Linked DNA regions of Homo sapiens: regions 2 and 3 are each linked to region 1. A link is a loop called in an ENCODE intact Hi-C map of the cell type or tissue named here. Cell type or tissue: sigmoid colon. All regions are shown on one strand. Each heading gives the region's core, and the rest is flanking DNA. Links, peaks and the distances in the headings are about the cores only.

What was found. Peaks named below come from ENCODE experiments on the same cell type or tissue, not always from the same donor. Only the 100,000 strongest peaks of a DNase experiment are listed, where the experiment ranks them.
Region 2: it touches region 1 in a loop (4-fold over the local background); 23 of 110 quality-filtered maps call a loop at or near these places.
Region 3: a loop joins it to region 1, with 2.5 times the contacts of the local background. A loop is called at or near these places in 5 of 110 quality-filtered maps.

The regions. Positions count from the first base shown.
Region 1 is chr1:29,122,221-29,127,780 of GRCh38, reverse strand. TMEM200B (transmembrane protein 200B) reads left to right here and starts at 3,878. Exons shown (of 2, transcript NM_001003682.4): 1 at 3,878-3,925. RefSeq lists enhancers at 1,885-2,744, 2,745-3,604, 3,605-4,464. In sigmoid colon, for the core only: a CTCF peak has its summit at 3,150 (motif pointing left); DNase peaks (open chromatin) are centred at 1,890, 2,330 and 3,090; H3K4me3 peaks cover 2,163 bases; H3K27ac peaks cover 1,419 bases.
Region 2 is chr1:29,202,064-29,206,093 of GRCh38, reverse strand. MECR (mitochondrial trans-2-enoyl-CoA reductase) reads left to right here. Exons shown (of 10, transcript NM_016011.5): 5 at 2,861-2,963. Among named protein-coding and RNA genes, the nearest start is that of SRSF4, 22 kb to the right of the region's middle. RefSeq lists a silencer at 2,973-3,062. In sigmoid colon, for the core only: a CTCF peak has its summit at 3,024 (motif pointing right); a DNase peak (open chromatin) is centred at 3,073; H3K27ac peaks cover 781 bases.
Region 3 is chr1:29,051,009-29,055,038 of GRCh38, reverse strand. EPB41 (erythrocyte membrane protein band 4.1) reads right to left here. Exons shown (of 21, transcript NM_001376013.1): 12 at 1,727-1,935. Among named protein-coding and RNA genes, the nearest start is that of TMEM200B, 71 kb to the left of the region's middle. In sigmoid colon, for the core only: no CTCF peak of the experiment used is centred there; no DNase peak of the experiment used is centred there.

The sequences.
Region 1 (5,560 bases), core at 1,681-4,180:
TTCACAGGGCCTAACCAAGCAGTCCTGGGGAGGGTCCCTCCAAAGAGAAGTGGGCACTGATCAGCCTGGCTGTGCCTGTGGGCAGGTCGCTTTGCCTCTTCCAAACCACATATGTGAACTGGGCATAGCACTGACCTCCTGGAGCTCTCAAGAGAATTAAACAGGACATCTGGGAAAGGGGGCCCTTCCCTCCTCTGCCACCCCAGTGACCCCAGGGAAGGTTTCTACCCACCCCAAACACTACCCTCTGTACCTGAAACGTCATGATCAGAAGAGGGAGAGGTGTTTGCTGGAACCCACTTTGTGCCAGGCACTCAACATGTGAACCCTTTCTTAAATTTTTTTTTTTTTTTTGAGACCGAGTCTCACTTTGTCACCCAGGCTGGAGTGCAGTGGTGCCATCTCGGCTCACTGCAACCTCCGCCTCCTGGGTTCAAGCCTATATACCTCTTCTCTAAATCCTCTCAGGGTCCATAGAATCCTTTCCTGGACACTAAGTCTCCTTTGAAGAACTCATTTGTTTCCTTATTTGGTCATCTTTCTATTATACAAGCTTTTTTTTTTTTTTTCCTTTTTAGACAGAGTCCGCTCTGTCACCCAGGCTGGAGTGCAGTGGTACCATCTTGGCTAACTGCAACCTCCACCTCCTGGGTTCAAGTGATTCTCCCACCTCAGCCTCCTGAGTAGCTGGAATTACAGGAACCCACCACCGCGCCCAGCTAATTTTTTTTTTTTTTTTTTTTTTTTGAGACACAGTCTCGCTCTGTCGCCCAGGCTGGAGTGCAGTGGCACGATCTCAGCTCACTGCAAGCTCCGCCTCCCAGGTTCACGCCATTCTCCTGCCTCAGCCTCCCGAATAGCTGAGACTACAGGCGCCCACCACTGTACCCGGCTAATTTTTTGTATTTTTTAGTAGAGACGGGGTTTTACCGTGTTAGCCAGGATGGTCTCGATCTCCTGACCTCATGATCCGCCCACCTCAGCCTCCCAAAGTATTGGGATTACAGGTGTGAGCCACCGCACCCGGCTAATTTTTGTATTTTTAGTAGAGATGAGGTTTTACCATTTGGCCAGGCTGGTCTCGAACTCCTGACCTCAAGTCATCCTCCCATCTCGGCCTCCCAAAGTGCTGGGATTACAGGCATGAGCCACCAGGCCCAGCTTCTTTAAAAAAATTTTGAAACAGGATCTCACTCTGTCACCCAGGCTTTGCAATCATGGTTCACTATAGCCTCAAACTCCTGGGGTCAAGAGATCCTCCTGCCTCAGTCGCCCGAGTAGCTGGGACTATAGGCATGCGCCACAGTACCTGGCTAATTTTTAAATTTTTTTGTAGAGACAGGGTCTTGCTATGTTGCCCAGGCTGGTCTTGAACGCCTAGGCTCCAGTGATCCTCCCTCCTCAGCCTCTCAAAGTGCTGGGATTACAAGTGTGAGCCACCGCACCCGGCCACAGGTGAACTGTTATTTAACCTTCAAAACAACACTGTGGGGTAGGTATTATTTCTCCCTTTTTACAAATGAGGAGCCTGAGACAGAGAGGAGTCCTTTCTTTCTCCTGCTGTCTGGGCCAGGGCACCTGGCATGGAGATCAGGAAGGTATTCGGGCTGAAGGAGACACAGGCCTGCACACCCTCCTCTAATGGGGATGGCCAGCTGTGGGCAGACACTGTGCTGGGCACAGGGCTCCAGGGATGAGCAAGACAGACCTAGTCCTGCCCCCTCAGAGTCATGGCCAGTGGGGACACAGACAGGAAACAGACTCCACTCCCAGTGGGTTCAGTTTGCAGGTGCACAGGGAAGCTGCTGGTGTTGTGAGGGTGTACAACAGAGCAGGAGAGCGGGTACTGACCTGGTCTGGGGGCTGGGGGAAGGCCCAGGGTCTGAAGGATGTGTAGAAGGTGGCAAGGGCACGACCAGGGGGTAAGTGTTCCTGCCGGAAAGCAAGGACCAACCAAGCCCTGAGGGAGTGTAAGAGGCCCGGGGCCAGTTCGTGGAGACAAGAAGAGATTTCCAACTCGATTTGGGGAGTCACTGATGGTTTTAAGCAGGTAGTGGCAGGCTCAGATTCAGAGTGGAAACCCTTGCTGCCTGTCTGCAGCGCACTAGGACACGGGGAGGCAGGAGACCATGGGCTCCAGGAGGAGCCTGGACGCCGGAGCAGGACAGTGGCCATGGGAAAGGGAGAACGTGGCTGGCCCCAGATGAAAAGAGCAGGGCCCCCAAGGCTCTGTGAGTGGGATGAGAGGGGGAGAGGAAGGGGCCAAGGCTGACCCCGTGCTTGGGTGGACAAAGGGCCCTTCACAGAGCTGGAGGCAGGGGATGATCGAGGGGCCCAGGGAGTCAGACTAGAAGCCGGGCTTATTGGAGGAAGAGCAGTGGGCTGGGAGAGGCAGGCATGGAGTGGGATTGAGGGAGCCCAGGGGTGGGAGGGAGAGCTGGGAGGCGGAGGTGCGACCGCGGTGGGGTCAGTGTGCGGGGAGTGGACGAAGCGGAGGATTGATGGGGGCGGGGGTCCCAAGCAAAGATGCTGGAGGGAGGCCTCCGTGGAGCGGACCGAGACCTCAGGAGCCTCCAGTCGGACTGGGGAGGCAAGAAGGAGGCCCTGGCTTCGATCTCGCACACGGCCTCGCAGGGATGAAGCCCGGGAGCCGAGGCTCGGTCTTCCCCACTGTGGTCCCTCTGGTCCGCCCGTTACCTCACCGACCCCCCGAGGGGGCTTTTAAGAGCTGGAAGAGGGGGTCCCGGGGGGCACTGATGCACCCCCACTCTCCTCCGCCGACCCAGAGGGTGGGAGCTCAGGTTCAAGGCCTGGCCTGGCCGTGCGGCTCCGGGACCCGGCTCCGCCCCGCGTCGGGGGGTGGCCCCGGCCCCTGGCCCGCCCCTTCCTCGGGTCCCCTCCCTGTCCGCGGCGCGCAGCCGGGTCTCATTAGCGCCCCTCCCCCCGGCTGCGCGCCGGGGGTCTCCACGGCCGGGGGGAGGGGCGGGCCTTAATCAATCCTAGGCCGGAAATTCCTCCCGGGGGGCCCGGCCTGACCGCTGAGCCTGGAAATCGGTCGCCGCCTCCCCCGAACCCGCCCCCCGCATCATGGAAACTGGGCCGACCGCCGGCCGCCCTGGCTCCCCCGCTCTGCATTCCTGCCTCCAGGGGCGGGAGGGCGCGAAGGCCGGGCCGCCCCCTTCGGGCTCGCCGGCGGGGTCGCAGCTCTCAGCACCCTCCCCGTTATTGGGAACAAGCCCGCTCCCCCACTGGCGAAGGGGCGCCTGTTCTTAGGAGTACCCGGCGGCACATCCGCACCCCGTCCGGTCCTTTCAGCTACAAGGCCCGCCCCTCCCCGGGCGCTGCTTTCGCTGAGGGCTTTGCGGAGTCGCCCCGGGCTGGCCCTTGGCGTCTGGCTCTTGCCTCTCGGCATCTTGCGAGGCTGAAGCCTTGGTGCCCATTGCACAGATGAAGTCCGCGAGGTTCAGCGACAGCAAGGGCTGCGGGACCGGGGCAGAGCAGGGACTCGGGCCGCCTCCTCCTGGAAGCTCCCCGGGCGCCTGGGATGAGGGGCTCTGGGAAGCGGGGAAGGACGTGCGGGTGTCGGGGCTCCTGGGTCCCGGGTCTCAGTTTCCCCATGTAGGAAGGGGTCGCCTTTGTGGGCCTTTGCGACCGATGTAAGCTGGGGGTGGGAGAGTGGGGATGGCAGAACTCGGGCCACGGGTGCCCGGAGTCACCAGGCGCGCACAGGGCGCCTACCTGCGATCCTTTGACCTGAGCTGCCGCCTTTCAGCGGCGGTGGGGCCGGGCCCGGCGCGGGTCGGACGGTCCCGGGGGCTGGAGGCGGGGCCGGGGCGGGGCTGGGGCCGGGCCGTGGAGACCCGGGCGGCTCTGGAGCCTCCGCGCGCGGACTGGGACCCGGACCCGCGCGGCGCTGCGGCGCCAGGTGAGCCGAGCTGGGGTCCAGGGGTCCGCACTCCACTTTTCCCAACTTTTCGTTTGGTCCCTCCCTCCCTCCCTCCCTCCCTCGGTCAGGGCCCCTGGGGGCGGGAGCGCGGCCCTCCCGTTCCCCCAGGCGGGAGTGTGGACGCGGGCGGTGGCGGGACCCTGGAGTCCTGGGGACTCGGCCCCAGCATCTTCTGTCGGGCTGTGCGCTGTGTCCCCAAGTTTCCGCCTCCCTGGTGTCCCCAGCGTCGGCCCACTACCTCCACGGCTCGGGGTCTCTGAGCGTGTCCCCATGTCCCCACTCTGCTTGTTTTCGCTTCCCTCGCGGCAGCGACGCGCGGGGCTCCGGGTGACCTTGCTGGAGCCGGGGCTGAGAGCGCCAGTTCTGGCTTGAAGCGATGATCGCTCCTCCGGTTGCGGGCTGGGGAAAGGGCTGCAAACTCAGGGACAAGGAGGGGATGGGCCTCGCTTCCTCCTGGATACTCCCGTGGCTGTCCTGAGAGGGGTCTAGGGCTGGGGCCCCGGAGCCCGGCGTCGGACCTGGCAGAGCCCCCGCCTAGTGCGGGGTCGGGCAGTCTCCCCGGCCTCCCTGGGCCGTAGTTGCAATCTGTGAAACCAGGCTTTGGACGCGGGAGAGTGGCGGCTCCCTGCTAGGCCCGGGCCTTGAGCGCTCCAGTCGGAGGCAGGGATGGGTGTCCTGCTTTGAGGTTTGGGGTGCAGATGGGGCGTGGGTCGGGGAGCAAGGCCGCCTCCCCGAGGTTTCGGCTGCGGGCTCCAGCGCGGTGGTTCTTTAGGAAGCGGACGCGAGCAGTGAGGACGACCCTGGACAGCTAGGCCCTGAGCCTCCTCTCCTGCGGCCTGGGGCGCCTGGGCGGGGGCCGCGTCTTCTCCCTCGCCCTCCCTTTCGTGGGGGCCACACCGCACGCAGCTCGGCTACTCCTGCTGGGCCCGGGATCCAGGCCACAGGCCGCAGGCAGGGCGCGGCCAGCAATCGGGAGGGCTTAAGCTGTGCGGCCCGGATCCCGAGGCGCAGGGGCGGTGCTGCTCTGACCGGGCCACGGGCCACGGAGGCCTCGGGCGGAGGAGGCGGGAAAGGAGGCCAGGCGGCGGGAAAGGGGGATGATTCATCCGGAGGAGCCCGAATTGGAAACGTCGCAACCTGGGAACAGCCTTGCCCGGGCCGACGGGGGAGCCGGGAGGGCATCCGTCCGGCGGGGCCCAGCGCCCGGCACCGGCACCCCCGCCTGCTGCCGTGGCCCCAGCACGACCGCTGGGGGAGGGAGAGGCCTCTCATGCGTGGACTTGATGGAAATCTTGGGCGAAGTCGGCGCCGCCTCTCCTCCTCTGCCTGGCTGGTCTTGATCCGAGCGGTCTTCCCGGTGTCTAGCTCAAGTCGCTCCTGCTGCAGCTTCGCTGCGGGCGGAGGAGGTCTGGAAGGAGGGGGCGGGCAGGGAGAGGCTGGAGCCGGTGACGCCCCCTCCTCCCGCGCTGCGGTATGTAAAGCACAGTAGGGGGGAGGTGGGGCCCGGCGAGCGACCCCTGCGGACCTGGGAGGCCCGAGCGCCCCCGCCCCATTTGCTACGGTGCAGCCACGTGCGGGGGTGGGGTCGAGCCCGGGAGGTACTTACCCTGGAGA
Region 2 (4,030 bases), core at 1,531-4,030, 78 kb before region 1:
GCTGCTTATATTCTTCTTCCCTTTCATAAATGGGAAAACTGAGGTCCAGAAAGGTAAACTATTTGCATGAGATCAGCCAGGGAGTAAATGACAGAGCCAAGTGTTTTTATTTGGGTTTCTCTGAAAGCAGAGCCTAAGACCAGCACTGGGTGCAGAGAGTTTGTTTGGGAAGAAGAAATGAAGGGGAGTGGGGAGAGTGAGACAGAGATGGAGGCAAAGCCCATGAAGCCCGGTTACTGCTGCGGGCAACTACTGCTCCGGCTGTTTTTTTGAGACAGTCGTGCTCTGTCGCCCCGGCTTGAGTGCAGTGGCGTGGGCTCACTGCAACCTCCACCTCTCGGGTTCAAGGGATTCTCCTGCCTCAGCCTCCCAGGTAGCTGAGACTACAGGTGCCTGCCACCATGCCTGGCTAATTTTTGTATTTTTAGTAGAAATGGGGTTTCACCATATTGGCCAGGCTGGTCTCTAACTCCTGACCTTGTGATCCGCCCACCTCAGCCTCCCAAAGTGCTGGGATTACAGGCGCGAGCCACCCACCCCCAGCCGGCCTGCTCAGTCTTGCTGGGGCCCTCTGAAGACTCTCAGAACCCACTGCAGAATTAACCCTTAAGGCCAGGCATGGTGTCTCATGCCTGTAATCCCAGCACTTTGGGAGGCTGAAGCTGGCAGATCACTTGAGGTCAGGGGTTTGAGACCAGCCTGGCCAACATGGTGAAAACCCGTCTCTACTAAAAATACAAAAATTAGCCCGGCGTGGTGGCAGCGCCTGTGACCCCAGCTACTCAGGAGGCTGAGGCAGGAGAATCGCTTGAACCCGGGAGGCGGAAGTTGCAGTGAGCCAAGATTGCACCACCGCACTCCAGCCTGGGCAACAGAGCAAGACACCATCTCAAAAACAAAACAAAACAAAACAAAACAAAAACTAACCCTTGAATGATGAGAGGCTGGGCCAGTTTTCCACTAATTCTCACACCCCATTGTTTAAGGGTCGCCCTAAGGGCATTAACCTCCTGGGCTGCCTCTGCACACCATGCACATCCATGCACATCCGTGAGCCGCAGTGGCTGTAGAACTCACCCAAGCCACCTCTCATACCAGCGAAGAAACTGAGGCCCACAGTTGTTGGAGTGTGATGAAACATGGTGCCCAGCCACTGTCCAAGGCCTGGCTGAAAGCCGATGCCAGTTCCCACAAGAGAAATATAGGTTTCTTGCAACTATGGCAGATGGTTCCTGGGAGCCTTTGGTGGAGAAAGCCAGTGGCTGTGACCAGGGACCTTTGCTGGAGTCCTAGTGCAGCAGACACTTTGTTTGCTTGCATCCCATGCCCTAAAGCCACCTCCCATTTAGGCTGCAGCTGTAGTAACAGATCTAGGCATTTCGACGCTGCCCACCCTAAGTACCCACTGCACACCTCTCCACTTTCCTGCCTCAAGGCTGATATGGCCTGAACTAGATCACTGTTGAATAAACTTAGGATCTTGACACATGGTAAGAATTACATTTTATATTGTGATCAGTTTATACAAATAGGAATATATATATAATGGAAACCAAAGTTTCGTGAAATACCCTTACTATGTGTGACATACTCTGTTATTTTTTATTCTCTTCTCAATTTTAACTTTAAAAAAAAAAGGTGCTTGCAACCAACTAGATTGATTCATAATCCACTGGTGGGTGACAACCTGTACGTTGACCCCTGGTGAAGACGAGTGGGCATTCTTCTTCCAGGAAGTCCTCTATCTCTAGTTTCAGCCCGTTGTGTGACAGATCCCTGCTGCCTCTCAAAAACCAGATAGCATTTCAAATTCAACAAAGCACTTTCCCGGACACGATGCATTTGACTCTAATCGGGGGCACTTTTTTTTTTTAATAGAGGGAGTCTCGCTCTGTCACCCAGGCTGGAGTACAGTGGCGCGATCTCAGCTCACTGCAACCTCCACCTCCCGGGTTCAAGCGATTCTCCTGCCTCAGCCTCCCTAGTAGCTGGGATTATATTTTAAGGGAAGGAAACTGAAGTTCACAGAGGTCATGACTTGCCCTGTCTGTTTAGTTACAATCATTGGTGAAACTGAGACTCATGCCCAGATCTGTCTCATTCCAGAGCCCACATTTTTCCCAGCATGTCACACCGCCTTCCCCAATGGCCAGGTCCAAAGCTAAACCTGGGCTTTGCCACAGAACTGTAGGACCCTGTTTCAGGGGCTGCCAGTTTCTCCAGCGCAGCTGTAATCCCATTTCAAGGCAGTGCACCTTTATTAAACACTGCAGAGAGGAATAGGGCATGACCCTTCCCTCTCAAGAAGCTGCAAGCTGTTGATAGAAATGGACCTATATACAATGAAGTGTAAGATGGGGCAGACCGTGGTATGTGCATTAATACAGATGCCCACAGAGCACTGTGGGAGCACATAGAGGGAACAATCCAGGAAGGCTTCATGAAGGCTGCACTTGAGCTGCGCTTCAAAGGATCTACAGGATTTCAATAGGAAGGAAGAGAGAAGGAGGGAAACATTGCAAACCAAGGAAATAACCTAAGTAAAGACTTGAGGACATAAAAGTTGGGAGGATGACGAAGGCTATAAAATATTTTACATAGCAGGGCAGGGTCTAAATTATATCCAGTGTAGATGCTGAGTTGCCAAGTCCTGGGAGGCATCGTGAGTGTTGTGGAAGTTTAGGAGGCATTAGGAGAACAGTGAGAAACAGTGGAAGGTCTGAGAAGACTCAGCAGCCAGGTCCTGGGTCCCTGTTGAGCCTGAGGACTCCCTTGCCTACAGAAGGATCCCCGGCTGGGAGCCTTTGACCTATTGCAGATCTATACAGGGCTTGATTTGGTTCTCTTCCTGGCTCCACAGGGGATTCTGTCATCCAGAATGCATCCAACAGCGGAGTGGGGCAAGCAGTCATCCAGATCGCCGCAGCCCTGGGCCTAAGAACCATCAATGTGGTCCGAGACAGGTGCGTGGGGAAGGAGGCTTCATCCCAGACCATGTCTTGGGTCTTTCCCACCTCCCATCCCTGCGGTGCCCAGTTGTCCACCAGAGGGCGCCCTTGCATAAGCATAAACTGGCTTTAGGCATCGCTAACAGTTGGCGGCTGAAACAGATGAGTCAGTCCTAAGAAATGAAGTCCAGCTGGCTTTTGGCGATAGGATGAGTGAATCTGACATGTAAAGAGAGGGCAGGAAGGAGGTGGAGACTGCCCTTACTGAATAGCTAAGACTTTCTGAGACTCTTGGCTTGTGATAACCTCATGTTTTCAAAACCCCAGTTGATATTTGGGAATGATTTGAGCTGTATTATTCTTTCTGTGAACTGTCTAACCCAAGGCCCCTTTACCCTTGCTTTTGTGTGGTACTTGGAAGTGCGCTAAATACAGACGTGAAGGAGACAGGGGCAGGTTTGTCATCTGTCTTTTACAGATGAGGAAACTGAAGTTTCAGGGAGCAGCTTGCCCTGGAAGACACAGCAAGTCAGTAATAGACTCGGTTTCCTCACTTACTCTCTTTCCATCATATCGTCCAGTTTCTCTAGGCCTCACTGTCCATGAATGTGGCTGTGGCTGTCATGGAAGCCCACTCTTAGTATAATCGACACCAGCTTCAGTTCCTCAGTTGTACTCGCAAAAATAATTCCATTTGCCTTAACCAAAGAGACCCAGAGCCACTCCTGGTCTAGACTGTGTATGTCCAACACTCTGAAGAACCACTTGAAAAGAGGGGGGAAGTGGAGTTTGTCCTTTCAGTAGAAGAAATCAGGAAGTTAAGTGACTTCTCCCTGGGCACAGATGGCTTCTAACACTATTGAGCTGTCAGGGCCTGTGAAAACCACCCAGTCTCACTCTGTTGCCAGTGAGGAGACAGCCAAGAGCTATTGAAGCTGCATGAAATTAGGTGGCTGGTCCCTGCTCAAGCCTGGCTTAAACCTAATCCCAGCTTCCTGCAAAAAGAAGCACGGGTTCTCCCAGCTGTGGCAGAGAGGTCCTGGGGGGCTTTGGTGGAAAAAGCTGGCAGATGTGACCAGGGA
Region 3 (4,030 bases), core at 1,531-4,030, 73 kb after region 1:
TGAGACGGAGTCTTGCTCTGTCACTCAGGCTGGAGTGCAGTGGTGTGATCTGGGCTCACTGCAACCTCTGCCTCCCAGGTTCAAGCAATTCTCCTGCCTTAACCTCCCCAGTAGCTGGGATTACAGGCACCTGCCATCATGCCCAGCTAATTTTTGTATTTTTAGTAAAGACGGGGCTTCACTATTTGAGACAGCGTCTCACTTTGTCACCCAGGCTGAAGTGCAGTGGGCGATCTCGGTGCACTGAAGCCTCTTCAACCTCTCAGGTTCAAGCTATCCTTCTGTCTCAGTCCCCCAAGGAGCTGGGACTACAGATGTGCGTCACCATACCCAGCTAGTTTTTTTATTTTTTGTAGACATGGGGTTTCACCATTTTGCCAAAGCTGGTCTTGAACTCCTGGGCTCAAGGGATCCGCCCGCCTTGCTCTCCCAAAGTGCTAGGATTACAGGTGAGAGCCTCCACACCTGGCCTAACAGTTTTTTTTTTTTTTTTTTTTTTTTTAATATAATCAAAACATAGTTAGACTGTCCACTGCTCTAGAGATAAACTAGATATTGATCTGGCTCCAAAAGAACAAGGTTAATCCATCTGCCAAAGCGAGAACACTTACTAAGATCTTATGGTTAAAAAAATTTTTTTTAATTTCTTAACAGACATATAAAAATGTAATTCTTCTTATGAAGACTGCTTCTCATAATTCCTGTTGCCAACAGCAAGAGCTATATTTATTTCAATAAATCTGAGCTAGCACTTCGATTCCATCACGGCTTAAATGTGTTTACAAAGCTTAACATATAAAAGGTCAGTCTAGTCACTGTCTAGGAAATCTGCTAATTAAATTGGTGATTTTTCAACACAGTGCAGTGACTGTGGGTGCAATTAACTCAGAACCATAGGCAACTCAGCAGTACAACCTCTCCTACATAATGAATCTTCTCCTTTTTGTAAAGGTACTTAAGATTTGAGCAACCACACAGATGCGCTTTATGTAATACCAGTTCTTTGGAAATGTGCATACATCCATCTTAGAAAATAAAATTTTATTTTAATCACAATAGCAGAGCTTAGTCTTAAAAAGCAATGTGGAGATTCCTTCTAGATGAGTAAAATTATTTTAAAAAGCAGAGGATCAATCATACTGGTGTGTTTTATAAGATCATTTAAAAAAATAATAGTTGGGGCCGGGCGCGGTGGCTCATGCCTGTAATCCCAGCACTTTGGGAGGCCGAGGCGGGCGGATCACAAGGTCAGGAGATCAAGACCATCCTGGCTAACACGGTGAAACCCCGTCTCTACTAAAAATACAAAAAATTAGCCGGGCATGGTGGCGGGCGCCTGTAGTCCCGGCTAATCAGGAGGCTGAGGCAGGAGAATGGCATGAACCCACGAGGCGGAGTTTGCAGTGAGCCAAGATCGCACCACTGCACTCCAGCCTGGGTGACAGAGCGAGACTCCATCTCAAAAAAATAAATAAATAAATAAAAATAATAGTTGGGTCAAGGAGTGGGTCACCTTATAACTTCTGAGATAGCTTACAGTCTTACTGACATAACTCTACGAAAATATTTTATAGGTTCATGGGAGACATCTTCATTTAGAAAGAATGAAGAATAACTTTGTTGAGTCTATGAGAATAAGCAATTGCTTTGAAAACGTTCCTGGTCAAAAAGTTAAGGCCTCTAAATCAGAAAGTGAGTTAGCTAGGTATTTGGACTGATGACATACCTTCCATGCTTCTGTGGGCTCTGGCTCAGCTTGCTCAGGTGGCTCGTCTTCCTTTTTCACTTCAGCCTTCACTGTTTCCTTCTGTGCTTTAGGGACCACTGTTTTTTTAGCAGAGGCATCTAGGACGCCACCTTCTGCAACCTGACCCTGAGTAATGGCAGGTGCAGAAGTGGGCCGAGGACTTCGGTCTGCCGAATCGACAGCTGCTGCTATGTGAGAAAGGGAAAAGGGAAGCATAAGTAAAGGCCAGAGCTACTGTATTATTTCAAAGTCACCAGGCAAAATAATTGTGAATCCAGGATACACACGAATGTTAGAGTGTGTAGTGGGCTATCACACAGAGGGTAAAAAATAAATCATTAGTGCTCTGCCAGGGAACTGATAGCAACAAGGAAGTTAAATGTACCCTCAGTAGAAAGGCTAAAATGTGTTAATGATCATGTTCCATGAATGCTGAATTCAGGGGAGACAAGATCAAAGAAAAGAAATAGAAAATCCATTTATCTCGTAATTTTAGTTTCAAAAACCTGCAATGTTGTCTATGGCAGGAAAAAAAGGGTTAACTAAATGTGATTTCTTCCATGAGGCATTTTAAAAATAAAGATGTGTTCATTTTTAGGTTATTTCAGGAACCTAAAAATATATTGTAAGAAAAAAGAATTAAGTCTGATTTCTTCTGTAAGCCTCCTTGGAATGATTACAAAATAACTTGATAAATGGCTCTTCTGGTAAGACATGAACTACTTTCTGATGCTTGTAAGGACAAATATTTGAACCAGATGCTCTCCCTTTTAATAATAAATCATTTGATTAAAATAACACAAATTCAAAATCTTTGACTGTCAGTCCTCAAACCTAAACAAAAATATCTTTTGAGTTCTGTCCTACTATCTCTCAGCCTTACCAATTTGTATTACAGCTCTTATTCTCTAATATGTTTAGGGCAGTGGTTCTCAACTGGAGTAAATTGTCCCCAGAGAATATCTGGCAATGTCCGGAGACATTTTTGGTTGTTGTAACAGAGGAGGGGAGAGACGGGAGGTACTGGCATCCAGTGCATAGAGGCTGAAGTTACTGAGGTTGAGAAACCTTAATTTAGGGGAAAAGTTGTATAGACTGTTTTAGAGAGAATAAACTATACAGACTTATGATAAAATCTTGATCTTTTCAAAGAGCCAATTGTTGTTTTGGAATATTTGGTATCTAAGTTTTAGACAGCTTACTTCAAAACAATCACTCATACTCTTTTTATGGTTTTTATGTTCATTCTTTCAGGGATATAAAACATTTACACTTTGTAATAAAACTTCACTTATCTGACAGTATCTAGGAATGAAAGTGTTTTTGTGCATGATTTAGTATTTCTGATAACATATTGTTATCCTCTTTTGTACTGAGACTTTTTTTTTTTTTTTAAGATGGAGTCTTGCCCTGTCGCCTAGGCTAGAGTGCAATGGCATGATCTCGGCTCACTAGAATCTCCGCCTCTCAGGTTCAAGTGATTCTCCTGCCTCAGCCTCCCCAGTAGCTGGGACTACAGGCACATGCCACCATGCCTGGCTAATTTTTTGTATCTTTAGTAGAGATGGGGTTTCACCATGTTGGCCAGGCTGGTCTTGAACTCCTGACCTCAAGTGATCTGCCTGCCTTGGCCTCCCAAAGTCCTGGGATTACAGGCGTGAGCCACCGCTCCCAGCCAAGACTCTTATATTTTAATCAATTTGCATGGAAATCAATAATTTTTATTATAGACTTTCCTGCATTCTTAAACTGACTATAACTGAACATGATTCATCCTGAAATTTTTAGATTTGTAAACTGTAAGGATCAGATAAAGGAATTCCATGAATCTGAACAGATAAAAACTTTAAATTCCCAACTACTTCATACAACAATATTAAGAAAGAAATGCTTGGCCAGGCACGGTGGCTCACACCTGTAATCCCAGCACTTTGGGAGGCCGAGGTGGGCAGATCACCTGAGGTCGGGAGTTCGAGACCAGCCTGGTCAACAAGGTGAAACGTCGTCTCTACTAAAAATACAAAAATTAGCCAAGTGTGGTGGTGGGCGCCTGTAGTCATAGCTACTCGGGAGGCTGAGGCAGGAGAATCACTTGAACCCGAGAGGCAGAGGTTGCAGTGAGCTGAGATCGTGCCACTGCACTCCAGCCTGGGCAACAGAGCCAGACTGTCTCCAAAAAAAAAAAAAAAAAAAAAAAAAAAAACAGAAAAAGAAAAAGAAAGAAATGCTCATTACTCTGTCATAATTTCCAATGAAAGAACTAATTCCTTAGCGGATATATAG